Regions from separate parts of the Homo sapiens genome. Here region 2 is linked to region 1. A link is an interaction called in ENCODE POLR2A ChIA-PET data of the cell type or tissue named here. Cell type or tissue: PC-9. All regions are shown on one strand. Links, peaks and the distances in the headings refer to the core of each region. The heading gives the core; the rest is flanking DNA. Region 1 overlaps FYB1 (FYN binding protein 1). Region 2 overlaps C7 (complement C7).

Region 1 (11,900 bases), core at 4,389-6,888:
TTTTAGAAATGGCTGACAATGAAGATTGTTTCCTTTGAAATTTGAGTTATGAAGAATGCAGACACAGTTTTACCCAGGTGAAGAGCTAGCACAGATGATGTTTTTTGGGATCACAATGGAGGTTTCCTAGTTTTATAAAGTAGTCATCAAAAAACTAAAGTTCTGAACTGGACCAGAGATTTTCCTCCTTTCAACTTGAGGGGATTATGGCTTTAAACTGAAAACGGAGGTGTTGGAGGAAAGAAGGAATGAAAGGAGAAAGGGAATGGAAAAGTACAAAAGAGACAAAAGAATGACAAAAAATCAGAGCTGGAACAAAGAGAAGAAGAGGAGAGATGGAGAGAGGAAAGAAGCAGAAGACTAAGAAAGGAAAGAAGAGAAGGAGAGGTACAAGGGAGGGATGGCCAATCTCCTCTCATTGGTCCTCCAGAAAGGATGTTCTATTCTGTTCCTCTATACCAGGAAGGTGTTCCCATAATTCTTGAAGTGAAGGTCATTTTAATCTAGTGGAATGGGCCGTGGAAAGTTGGACCCTTAATTGATACCTAGGGATCATAAAAAAACGGAGTTTTTACTTTTAAGGAGCAAACTGGGGTTGCCATAAAAATCATTTTTTGTCGTATTTTCAAAAAATAACAACAAATATATTTAGAATCAGAGATTTATGAGAAAAAATGGGCTAAATTTTATATTTTATGCTTCATATTTTACCAAATCATATTTCATTAGGCATATCCCTAAGATCAAGTCATAATGAACATTATAAAAGTGTTTTAGAATGAAAACACATTTTACAAGATCTGGCAAATGGCCCACTATATTTCAAGTAGTATTTGATGCATATAATCAAAAGAAAGACTATGGAGTTTCAAACGACCTTTCACCCATGTTGGGGTTATTGTAAGTGGTCATTTAGTTTAGTGATAGAGAGCAGTAGGAGTTATGGAGGGTAAAATTCTAGGATCTTAATATACAAAATTTCTGACAAGGAGACAGTTTGATCTGTTCTACAATACGTACTTGCACATACCTGCTAATATCATCCTGCTCTGCAACATCATCATATACTTCTTGGTCATCTTCAATAGGTCTTGAAGGGGCACCAAGAGAGTCTTTTTTCAGTTTCAAAGAATCATAGTCAATCTCTACAGCAGTTGTTTTAATATAGCCATCTACCAAAAAGGGAAATATTTATGTTCAGGCAACTGTAGTTTAAATATTTTAAAGTTGTGAATAAAATATCAATTGCACATTTGCTCTTTAAACTTTCCCCTGATTTATTTTCTTGTAGTTCTGATTTGTAGACCTCCCAAGTAGACCCAAATTTTACTGTACTCTGTCAAAGTCTAATCCTGTTGTAGTTTAATGTAAGCCTACCTTCTATTTTAAATATTCTAAAGTGATTCACATGAAGCATTTTTTCTTTTTAACATCAATGAAAAACCTAATGCTGTTCGTTCCTCCTGGAATAATATAAAACTGTACGTTGTTTCCCACAATATAGATAACAGATGAGGTGAAGACGGAACTATACCTGCCATTTAACATTTTCCTCCCTTTGTCCACTCTGTAAAGTACTCCTAACTCGATGCCTATGACGAGTTCTGGAGGAATATGTACATTGAATATTGCCTCGCAAAGAAAATACTTCGAAGCCATAGAGAAATTTGCACTCACATGAACCCCTTGCTGTTCTGCCCAACCATTTTCCTTCTGGGTTGTCTGTGATGCGGATGATTTCAATTTGCTCTCCTTGCTTGAAGCTCAGTTCATTCTTTCCTCCTTTGACATCACAACAAGCTTTTGCAAGATGGATGACTTGAATAGGGCCTGTTAGCTGCAAAGAGAAAAAAATAGTCACAAAAGATTTCCTTATAATTTAGAAAATCTTTAAGGAATGCAATTTTGAAAGATATAAGTCTACAACTTGCTAAGCTACCTATAACCAACATTTACAGGGTTTAACCAGAAATTGAGGGTGAATGTTTTTCTTATAGGAGGGGTTAGGGAAAAATCACAGGGGCCAAGCAGGACCAGCTAAGACAGGTGAACATGTGCATGGGGTCAGGAGAGTGAGGCAGGGATCTGTTGACTAGGAATTCTGCAAGAGGCCTGCAAAGGCAGCCCCCAATAACTGAACAGCGTTTATGTACAACAATCCATGCTGTGTGCTATGTATCTTTATGGAATATGCCAGGATTCTGTTCAGAAGATGGAGTTTTTTCCCCTTTGCATTGTTTGTAAAATTGGAGCAGACATTACCTGCTATAAACAAGATAACATTTCAGAAATAAGCTTGTAAATCAAATAATAGCAAGCAAATGTTACACGAGGTTTTTCAAATTAATATTCTGAACAGTATGGTGGCTTATTGATAGAAGGATAATGATGTTGGTTAGACTATGAATCCTAAACTCTTAATTTTCTAATCCTAAATTGGTGTCTTTTCAACAGAATTTCTTGAATCTTTTGATATGCAAATATGCATGACGACTTTTGAAGAAGCTCTACCTTTAATTTATTGAATTTATGATGGCATTAATTATAAACATTTATCATTATCATGTACCACTAAGAAATAAAGAAAATAATGTAAGTTAAGTTATGATATGCCATGATGCTGATGAGGCTCAGTTCTCATATTTATTTAATTTTTTTTACCTATTATCTATTATCATCTTGTGAAAGGAATATGGCTGGTGAAGTCCTAGTTTTGACAGACTTTTGAGTTCATATTTAATGGTATGATTTCCATATCCTATCTTTTCTTACTAAAAATATTATTTGAATGAATGAGATAATGTAAAGCTGAATTCTCCAGAAGAAACATGGAAAAACCCCACATAATTCCTTTAAATCTACAATTTCTTCATGGAAAGTATACTATATAGATTTTTGTTATTTTTTTTTGAGATGGAGTCTCGCTCTGTTGCCCAGGCTAGAGTGCCGAGGCCCGATCTCAGCTCACTGCAAGCTCTGCCTCCCAGGTTCATGCCATTCTCCTGCCTCAGCCTCCCAAGTAGCTGGGACTACAGGTGCCCGCCACCACGCCTGGCCAGTTTTTTGTATTTTTAGTAGATACTGAGTTTCACTGTGTTAGCCAGTATGGTCTCAATCTCCTGAACTCATGATCCACCCACCTCGGCCTCCCAAAGTGCTGGGATTACAGGCCTGAGCCACCACGCCTGGCCTACGATATAGATTTTCATAAATTAATTGAAATTAATTTTTCACTTGAAAAATATAAAGATTGGTAGTCATGCATTCTGTATAAGTAAAATGTTCTAATATTAATACGGTAATCATAATTTTACTTACATATAGCAAGCTTTTTCAAAATCAAATGAGAATCTTATGATACAGTGTATGCTCTGCATTATTTTAGTTCCATAACAAACTTTCTGGAGTAGTATCATTTATCCTTACTTAAAAGATTAAGAATCAGCGGCTCAGAGAAGTTAAGTGAGAAGCCCAAGATCACATAACTTGTATGTGCAACTGGAATTTGAATCAGTTTGTCTGGCTGACTTGATGCTATACATTTTCCTTGCACCATGCATTGAACCTTTGCTTTAATGCAATAAATATACCGGGAAGTTATATATAAATCATTTTTAAAGAAATTTGAACCACATATTAAATGCTCCAGAGGAATAAAAATACTTAAAGAAACCATACAGTGAATTCTTTTTGAAAGAATAATTTTGTAATTCAGATAATCACCCTAAATATGTCTGACATGCCAGACCCATGCCAGATGAGCCATGTCATCAAAGATGGTGTAGCCAGGAGAAAATAGCCCCTGAGTGTAGCGTTTACTGGTGGTAGTAATGGTAGAAAACACACAATTACCAGAGATCAGAGAATACAGAGGTCAGAATCCAGACAGACAAAGAGGGATGAGAAACAGCAGTTATCAGAAGTCAGCATGTACACAGACTTAAAGGCAACAATATAACTCATGTATAGATACTAGCAATTAGAGTAGATCATGGAAATCTTATTCTGAGACAGGTCTGGTTCACCCTGGAGGCACTTGTGTCCAATGCCCCCCTATAATACATACCACAGGGATATTTATGTGTGTGATGCTAATTCATAGTATAAGTAGGCTAATATGAAATGCATTATGGGGAGAGACAAGATGGGTTTGAAAAGGTAAATATTCATTCACTCAATCAACATAAAATTTCCTGGGTGTCCACTAATTATGAACCAATATATTTATTTAAATTTTATTATATTAGTTCAGGGATAAAATGGTGTATTGGACAAAAAAGTACTGTTATGAAGATAATTACTCTTTAGAGAATAATGAATAAGTAATTCTTCAACTATGTAAGTTTTCAAGAATGGTACCCCTTTTGTGTGAAAGGTATAAAAAGATGTTATTCTTTCACTCATTAGCAAGCAAGCCCTTACTTTAAATTTCTTCTTTATTTCTTGTTCTTTCTTTTCTTTCTCTTTCTGTTCCTTTTTCTCCAGCTCTAACCTCTTCTTTTCTTCCTTTTCCCTTTTCTTCTCTCTTTCTTTGGATGCTTCTCTGTGAGTAAAAATTGTTAGGTTGTTTTCACATCTGCAGGTGTTGATGCGTCGGAACTCCCTACCTAGAAGTTTCTACTCACAACAGAAAAGGTGGTATCTGAAGTACAGTTGAAGGTAAAAAGCGAAAGGTTGTCAAAATCCGGAATGTGTGAGATTATTTTTAAAACCAGTAGGAGGCACACTGCTGAGGATACCTTCCAAAGGCTCTGCTTTCCCTGACAACTTGTGCCAGCAAGTGGAAGCCACCGTTTATAGAGGCCCCATTCTTGCTGTATGTTCGCATAAATAGAATCCATCTCTTTTTCTCTCTTTCATATGCACACGTGCCTGTGCATTCACAGGTACACATATAAACCTTGGCTCTGAAACTTGAGTCAGAATTGGTTGAATAAACACTGGGTAGAGAAAATTAAGGTATCTGAGATCAACATATGATAAAGTAAGATAATATATTCATTTCTACTTTCACCCACTTTCCAAGAAATTTCGTTTCCAAGAAACTTCTTTGTTTAACATCTTTCCACTTTAGCAGCTGACACTCTGACCTCTGGGCGTCATGATAAATTATTTTTCATAGCACCCCGTGGGTGGAGCTCTGTTCAGGTGAAGAAGGCGTAACATAAATTAACTCATCTGCCCAAGGATACACTAAGAGTAAGAAATCAGATTTCTGTCTCTGATTCCCTGACTGTGGTTTATCTCAGAGGCATGTCTCTGGCCTCTCACACAATAGCTTTTTAACAGAGTCCTTTGTAGAATTCTTAGAGAACTAAATAATTTTGGGTCCTTTAAATTGAAATAAAAGTTATTATACGCCAGTCATTTGAACAAATCAAGCTTCCCTCCTAGTGTTGTTATATACCCACTCTCCCTCATACAAAACATTATATTCATCTTTGAAGAAAACTGTCATGGTAAAAAATGTAATTCATACATGTCTTCATATGTTTCTCCTTCACTGTCTTGTTCCTGTAAAGAAAAACATTGATAATGATTAATTTTTATTATTTAAAAAGTTGACACACATATTACATTGCTTAGACTTAAAATGAAGGCAACAATGTAAATTTTTATAATTTGAACCACATATTAAATGGTCCAGAGGAATAACTACTTAAAGGAGCCATACTGTGAATTATTTTTGAAAGAATAATTCAAATACTCAGTAAAACAACTATTGTATGTAAGTTTGGCTTATTTAAAATATTTTTTTTCTCCTTAGAAATAGACTGGGAAAGCAAAAACAAAATTTCCTTTTCTATCTTGCTATATAAATCAGACGTGTAGTCAGACTTAAGTTTGTTCAGCACTACAGCATTATAATGAGTCAGTGTGATGACTAGTGTGTAACATCTTAAGCATTTTAGATGAAATAAGATTAGAAATGGAAAAATATCATTGCTCATAAGGATTTTCATTTGTTTGTTTTGTACCAATACGGAGTGAATCATAATACTTGTGAAATATTCTGATTATGTCAATATAATATGAGAAGAGAAAAAAATCTGACCTCATCTAGATTTCCAGCACCTAAAAGATTAAAAAAATAAAATTTAATACATTTGTAATAAGGAAGCACTTTAATGTAAGATTATTGGATATGATATAATAATATTCAAAATAGTTCATAATCTAACAGAACTTATGCTTTATCAAAGATACAGAAATAGAAAATCAAATACGTACTTTAGATCTTTACTATGGCTTTTATTTGTGCTGGTGACTTAATTATAAAATCATTTCATTGGCTTTCATAAAATAATGCAAAGGGCGAAAAATAATTAATACACTGTTTATTACCTTTATGAAAAGGGATGTCCATTTGGTTTTCTGGGCTTGCATGGAAAAAGGTATTAAAAAATCACTGTTTCACACCTTTTTACTTATTAGTTCCCAAGGATTTGTTTTTATGTATCAAACAAATCAAGTTAATTGGATTAAAAAAATTTAATAAGAGTTCAGTGTAATATCAAAACTAATTACTGAATATTGAAACAGAATCCAATATTAAGAGCAATAATATAATAATATTAATAATAAAAACAGTGTGGTGTTGGTATAAGAACAGGCAAATAGACCAATGGAATAGAGCAGAAAATTCAGTGACATACACAAATGTACATAAACACACCCATAATATACACATACACACACATAGAGCTGATATAATATAAAGGTAGCACTATAAATTAATGAGAAAAGGATGGATTGTTTAGAGTACAGTAAGGAGAAAACTGGCTCCATACATGAGGCAATTCTGGATTTCTACTAACTCCTCAAAGGGGACTGCAAAGAGATCAAAGACCTAAATATATTTATGTGATAAAGTCTACAGGAAAAAATGAGAACATTTTTATTTTCTAGGAAAAAAGACTTCTTAAATAGCATGAATTACAAGGCAAAATTAATACATTCGATTATATCAAAATTTATTTACATTCAATGAAGGACAGCATGGGCTAAGTTAATAGACAACTGACCGAATGGGAGAAGATATTTGCAATGTTTGAAGTTGACATGACATTAATGTCTGAAATATAAAGGAACCCCTACAAGTTAACTAGAAAAATATACCACTCCCAATACAAAAAATGGTCAAAAGGTAGAAACTGGCAACTTACAGAAGAAGAAACCACAAAGGCTTATAAGCAAATAAAGTGCTCAAACTCAAGAGTAAGCAGAGATATAGAAATTAAAAGGAGATATAATTTGATTCACATAAGAAAAAAATGGAAAGCTGAATAACAGGACCGATTGATGAGAGTGTAGATAGATGCATCTCTTCTGGAGAGCATGCCTGTCATACTCGGTCAACCTAAGTATTCCACAGCTCTTAGCAACCATTCCACTTCAGGGTATATATCTTAAGGATAAGTCTCTGAGAGGTCCGCATGGGGATGAATACAAGAAGGTGTATTGCATTGTTGTTTGTGGTACCAGTGAGTTTGAGGCAAGTGAAATGTGGATGCATACCATGGAGTACAGTGCAGTCGTTAACAGTAACAGGCTAAACACACACATGGTGATATGAATGGGCCCCAAAACCACATTATGCTGATTGTACAAAAAGACGAGAGAAACCTATAACATACTCTTTCTGTGAACTAAATACATGCATACATGTCACAATATGTGAAGAATTTGTGCAAACACACATACACATTAAATATGTTAGAATATTTGTCTGTAGTAAGGAAGGAGGAGAAAGGAAGTGAGTCATGAGGATAAGAGGGAATAAACAAATAAAACGAGAGGGGCCTTGCACAGACCAGTGATGATAATGACCCATTAATGAGCCTATAAGAATGAATAGCTCAAACTTCTGTACCTGAGTTTACAAATAAATAAATAAAATATGTTTTTGTCGTTTACCATCAGAGTGCGTGACACCATCTTGATTGTCTTCATTGACAGGGCTTCTGAAAACGAGAAAGAAGAAACAGTGAACATGGAACAAGTAGATGCTCACCTTACAATGAAAAAGGGAAAAGGATTATTTCATGAATTGTTCTTTTTTCTTGAACCTTTGCTCTGATTTAAAGCTTCAGACATCACTAGCATAGGCTTTAGCCTTATACTTCTGCTGCTCCTGTGGCAGAAAATGGAGAATTGGGAAACTGGAGTATAGCACCATCTATTCATAGTAGACTCATACAATTAATCCGTTGCTTCTGGAGGGTAATATGTTTCCCATTATATTAGTAGTAAATCAACACTTCAATTCTGGGATTATGAGGGCATTTAATTGGTTCTATGGTACACACACAAAAGAGAATTAGTTCTAGGGCTGGGCACCATGGCTCACACCTGTAATCCCAGCACTTTGGGAAGCTGAGGCAGATGGATCACTTGAAGTCAGGAGTTCCAGACCAGCCTGGGCAACAGGGCAAAACACCGTCTCTCCTAAAAACATTAGGTTGGTGCAAAAGTAATTATGGTTTTTGACATAAAACCAATGATAAAAGTCACAATTACTTTTGCACCGACCTAATACAAAAAATTAGCCTGGCATGGTAGTGCACGTCTGTAACCCCAGCTACTCAGGAGGCTGAGGTAGGAGAATTGCTTAAGCCTGGGATGTGGAGGTTGCAGTGAGCTAAGATCGCACCACTGCACTCCAGCCTGTGCAATAGAGTAAGATTCTGTCTCAGAAAAAAAAAAAAAAAACTTACATAGTTCCAATCCCTGACTCCTTCCTTTTCTCCAGATGCTTTTGTCTTGGCTTCACTTTTATCACCCTGAACTCCAAGGTGCTTCATTCCAATGGCTTCACTCCAACTGCCCTTAATAGCATTATCAATACCTGGGCCTTACAAATCCCTAATTATGTATATGACCATTTATATTTTCTATTCCTATTCTCAGTTAATTAACATAGCTGGAGAAAATGGCCGTCAATTTTACTGACTCTGGACATTACAAACAATTGGTATTAAATCTCAGCTGTATCCCCCCTGCTTTTCTACAATCCCATCACTCTTTTTTGTGTAGTCAGCCTTCTCTTGCGTTGTCCTTCTCCATACCTATTAAAAATGTTTACCACTTTCTTCAATGTGTGATTCCTCTCCACTCCCCTATAATCAGATGACCTTGTTTCTTCTTTCACTGATGAAGCAGCAGTCATTAGGTGTGAGCTCTCTTAAGAAAATACATTTTCTTAACCCACAAACTCATCTGCAGTTATACTCATCCTTACCTTCTCTCTACTCTCTGCACCTGTATTCTGAATTTGATCTGAATTCTCAGTAATTTTCTGAGAATCCATTGATTACCCCCTTTCTTCCATGTGTTGCTTTATTACTTATATTCTCCTTACTTCACTCTTTGCCCTTAAATCTCTCATTCTTTGTTTTCTCCCTCAGCCCAAGTTACTGCCATTCATAAGAAACAAACACTTCACTTTACCTCTGTGAATTCTTCACATTACCACAAGATATTCTTCCTTTATCCAGCCAAGCTAAGAAAAAATTGTCTTTATTCACTGACTCTACTTCCTCTTCTCTCACGCATTTCTTTCCCGACTGCAATCTTTCCCCTATTGCCACTTCTTCCCTGAGAGTATTCTTAAAAATACTAGCTACCAAATCCACTGGACCCTCTCAAACTGCATCTCACTTGATTGCTTTGTGGCCCTGGACAGTATTGGCCATTTTGCCCTCTTTGAGTCTCCTTTGTTTGTTTCCATGAGAAATAGCTCCTGGCTCGCTTCTTGTCTCTCTGGCTACTACCTCACAATTTTCTTTGTGGTTTATTTTCTTTTGCCTTCTCTTAAATGATGATGTTCTGTTGTGTTCTGGTCTTGGTTCTCTTCTTCTTTTTTCACTTTGCAGTTTTTCCTAAATGGTTTTATGTACCTCCATAGCTTTATATATGATCTTAATGTTGGCAAATTCCATGTTGAAATCTCTAGCCCAGCCTTCTCTTCTGAGATTCCGATTCAAATATATACATCTTGGGTGTCCTACAGCCAGTTCTGTATTATCATCTCAGAAACTGAGGTTCCCTCCTTTTAGCCCAGCCTAAACCTGCTCTCCCTACTAGGTTTCTTTTCTTGGTGGATGGCACCACAATTCACATATCTATCAAGCAGCAACTCATCCTTTGTTTGTCACTCATCTTCAGTTCCATGTCAAATCAATCATCAAATTACACCAGTTCCCCATACTAATTTACTTCCCTCTTCCATTTCTCGTCTCTCCCGCTAGACACAAAAATAGGATTATATTATCTCTGGAGTGGACTGTTGCAGTAGTCATCTGGTCAGTGTCCTGGTAATCAGAATTACTCCTTCTCTTCCCTATCCTGATAGTCCCTTCTCCAACTTTTGCCATCTTTCTAACACAAAAATATGATTATATCACTCTCATGTCCCATAGTCAAACTCCTTAAAGAGTTAGGAAAGAATATTACTTGAACAAGAGATGCTGGTTGTAAAATGTGTGTTTCACCACATTTGAAGAATGTGGGCTGGAAGTGACTTTTTATCACTAAAACCATAAAATGGGCTCAGTGGATACATTTGTAACTCAGGAAGAACTGTCATGGATATCTGTCTCAGTCTCTACTTGAGATGGTAAATATAGGTAGGGACTAACTGTTAATCTAATAAACTCACTTTAAAAAAATAGAAAATTAAAAATTTAACTTATATATGCTTAGCTTTCTATTTGGGTAAGTGTAAAGGCCCTGTTAATTAACTCATTAAATTTGTCATGACAAGACACTTGTTTTCTTTAGTGAGTCTTTTTCATCCTTGGAACATTCAGAATTAAATACAGACATGATGGAATAAGCCAAACTCATAGTAAAAACAATTTGTGGAGTAAGTTTTATAACCATTGGGATAATGTATGTACAGTCAATTTTTTAAGTATCTGTAATATTTAAGAGATTTGTTACATTAGAAAATATTCAGTTAGACTTGTCACATCAATTTAAAATTTGTGGTGTAGACTTTCTAAATTTTAGCTGAAACATTAAGGAGTCTGGGTATTGAGTGTCAATGGCTGCTCACATCAAAAAAGGAGAGTCAAGTGAACATTATTAGTTCCCGATAAAAGAATACACCAAAAAATAAAAGAACTACATTTGATCCAGCCACCTCTACCTCTCACTCTCAATGTATAGGAAATACAGAGGAGACAGGGACATATAGCTATATTATAGAGAGCAATCAGCAAAATCTAGATGATGGGGAACTATAGTATCCACAAACAACTTGATATCCTCAACAAATAAATTGCAAAGAATTAAAAAAAGACATGGAGAGTGAACTTATATCTTAAAAGAGAATAACAGGCTGGGCGCAGTGGCTCATGCCTGTAATCCCAGCACTTTGGGAGTCTGAGGTGGGTGGATCATCTGAGGTCAGGAGTTCGAGACCAGCCTGGTCAACATGGTGAAACCCCGTCTCTACTAAAAATACAAAAATTAGCCGAGTGTGGTGGCGGGCGTCTGTAATCCCAGCTACCTGGGAGGCTGAGGCACGAGAATCTATTGAACCCGGGAGGTGGAGATTGCAGTGAGCCAAGATCGTGCCACTGCACTCTAGACTGGATAACAGAGCGAAACTGTGTCTCAAAAAAAAACCAAAAAACAACAACAAAATACAAAACATATATGCCAACGTAGATGTGTATACTTTGGATTCTTATTCAAACAACTTAAAACACATATATGTTGTAAGAGATAATTGGAAATTTGAACACTGACTTGGTATTTTATATTAATGCACAGAATCTATTTTTTTAGGAATAACTACTGAAATATTTATAGATGAAATTATATGATGTTTTGTATTAGTTTCAAAATAATATAAGAGGCAAGTGGGTGAGGGTATAGATAAGACAAGATTG
Region 2 (2,500 bases), core at 1-2,500, 1.8 Mb after region 1:
AGACTAAACTATAGAGGCTTATATACAAGCATTACAAAGGCATCCTTATCCCTAAATGTCTCTCCAAGTGGCCTGTTCTGGTAATTAAAATTCTACGACTGTGATTCATTCCTTTGTGGCTTGGATTTCCCCTTATCTGTTAAAATGGAAGCACACTCTCCTGCTGTCTAATTAAATAGAATGGTAACATTTCCTGCCCACCTCCATTCACTGTTGTGAGAAGTAAATAAATGATACAACGTACGTAAAAGTGCTTTGAAACAGTTGTAAAATAATCAACAAATTAAGGATATTATTGCAAGAGGTTCACTAATGCAACCTTAATATGGACATTCCTAGTCTGTATGTAGAGCCATTCTGAACATTGTAGAAAACCTCAATGAAGAGTGAAGGTAATCAATATCCAGAATGATCTCTTCCTCCAATTAACTTGTTAGCAGGAAGCATAGCACTAAGTTCCCAAGCCCTCTTTAAGAACTTATTGATCAACCTCTTTCTCATCTTGTAGGAGGGGTTGATGGAGGTTGGAGTTGCTGGTCCTCTTGGAGCCCCTGTGTCCAAGGGAAGAAAACAAGAAGCCGTGAATGCAATAACCCACCTCCCAGTGGGGGTGGGAGATCCTGCGTTGGAGAAACGACAGAAAGCACACAATGCGAAGATGAGGAGCTGGAGCACTTGAGGTAATGGAGACCCGACCCCCTGGCAGTTGCATAGAACACAGTACCCTCTGCAGTTAGCATGGAACACATGATTGCTGCTGTCGAGAGATTTAGAAGTTAAATGGCTATTTTTACCAGGGACTGCTTTGTCCCTTAGCACTAGGGTGAGTTGAAGGAGCTTGCTCTGTGTGCTTCAGGTTTTCCTGAAACAAGTGTTACAAAAGGCTGGGTAACTGGGAGTAGTCCTGCTGAGTGGATACGATCATTCTCATTCGTTTTGGCCACCTACTTGCTGTGTGACCTTGGGCAAGTTACTGGCCACATCTCTAAAATTAGCATGATAATAGCAGGTAAACTGATACTAAGATTATCTGTTTATTGTTACTGTCAGAATTAAATGAGATTAAGCACCCAAAGTGATTACTAAGCATTCATTAAAGTTTGTATTACTTTTCAGATACACCATTCTTACTCATTTATTTTTTGGATTAAGCATAGAGCCAGTTGCTTGAGATGGAGAATATCTTGGTGGGTAAACCCAGTAGCCTGGCACTAAACTTCCCATTTGTCAGGACCCTGCAAAAGCCATCTCAAAAATGCTCAGTTGATGAATCATAGCCCTGGGTCAGAATTCTTTATGCCACACCCTACTGTTTTACATTGTCCTTAGTAATTTTTGCTGACTGGACTTGGCAAAATATTCTAGTAAGATAATTTGAAGGTCATGTGAGTTGAAGAAAGAGATGAGGTGCTTGGGTATCTGGTAGAAGCGTAGGGTGAATAAAGAAAAAAGAATAAGTTGGGAAGCCTTATTCCTAAATCTTTGGTGCCTTGTAATCTGGCATTAATCAGTATCTCTTGACTGAGGAAGCTGGCAAGCATGTGAACTATGGTGGGAAGAGGATGCTGGCTGCTGTGCACATGTTTCTGGGAGGATGAGGGTCTGGGAGGAGATCTCTGAGAGGATGCATTTTTCCTGCTTTTTGACATAAAGCTAGGAGGAGAGGTACATCCTAAGAAAGTCATTGAAGAGATTTTTCACTCTTGGTGCTCAGGGGAGGGGAAGTATCATCTTTCTCAGTACAAATAGGAAAATTAAACTTGCCACAGTTTCCTCAAAGTATGGCAAGATTATAAGGAACTCAGATGAGAAGGAGGCCACACTCCCAGGCTATTTGTACTGCTTTCTCTCAGATTTTGTGTCTCTAGAGTGGAGATAATATTAGTGTTATTTTGACCTTAGAGGCAGTCTTGAAAACCATTGTTTAATGACAGATGTCATCATTATCATTATCTTTATTACAGGCTCCCCCAAGAGATAGTCATAGTGATGGTAAAGTGTCAGGATTGGCACTTGTGGGATGATATTAGGACTTCTGTTCTCCCATCTTCCTTTTAGGCTTAAGATTCTTACTCCAAGCCTTACTTAAACTTGCTTTCACCAAATAATGTGCTTTCAGTTATACACGTTCAGAAAAAAATGTAGACACTAAGACTTCGTATTTCTCTATTGCCTTGTGAGAGGTAGAAGGTGCACAATTGTAGGAGCCTAATTGACTATACGTAAATCCAGCTTTGGTATTTATTAGTTCATAATCTTGGACAAGTTATTTGAACTTTCTGTGCCATTGTTTTTTCCATGTATCTCATGGTGTTGCTGTATGAATTGAGATAATGCATATATGCAGAGCAACTGCCATGGTGCCTGACACATAGTAAATGCTTAGTAAAAGGTAGTTATAATTTTGTGTTACCTCTCTTTTGGGGTCACTAACTCTAATTACCTTCTTCTTTTTTTTTTTTGAGATGGGGTCTCACTCTGTCACCCAGGCAGGAGTACA

Evidence for each region. ChIA-PET counts read pairs that join two places held together with the same protein. Peaks named below come from ENCODE experiments on the same cell type or tissue, not always from the same donor. Only the 100,000 strongest peaks of a DNase experiment are listed, where the experiment ranks them.
Region 2: POLR2A ChIA-PET joins it to region 1 with 5 read pairs; 1 of 35 experiments calls an interaction of 5 or more read pairs at or near these places.

Annotation. Positions count from the first base shown.
Region 1 is chr5:39,133,178-39,145,077 of GRCh38, forward strand. FYB1 (FYN binding protein 1) reads right to left here. Exons shown (of 19, transcript NM_001465.6): 4 at 7,918-7,964; 5 at 6,056-6,075; 6 at 5,480-5,514; 7 at 4,423-4,543; 8 at 1,678-1,837; 9 at 1,031-1,172. Among named protein-coding and RNA genes, the nearest start is that of RICTOR, 65 kb to the left of the region's middle. In PC-9, for the core only: CTCF peaks have their summits at 4,741 (motif pointing right) and 4,948; DNase peaks (open chromatin) are centred at 5,044 and 5,934; H3K4me3 peaks cover 729 bases; H3K27ac peaks cover 2,031 bases.
Region 2 is chr5:40,958,941-40,961,440 of GRCh38, forward strand. C7 (complement C7) reads left to right here. Exons shown (of 18, transcript NM_000587.4): 12 at 509-680. Among named protein-coding and RNA genes, the nearest start is that of C7, 51 kb to the left of the region's middle. In PC-9, for the core only: no CTCF peak of the experiment used is centred there; a DNase peak (open chromatin) is centred at 1,321.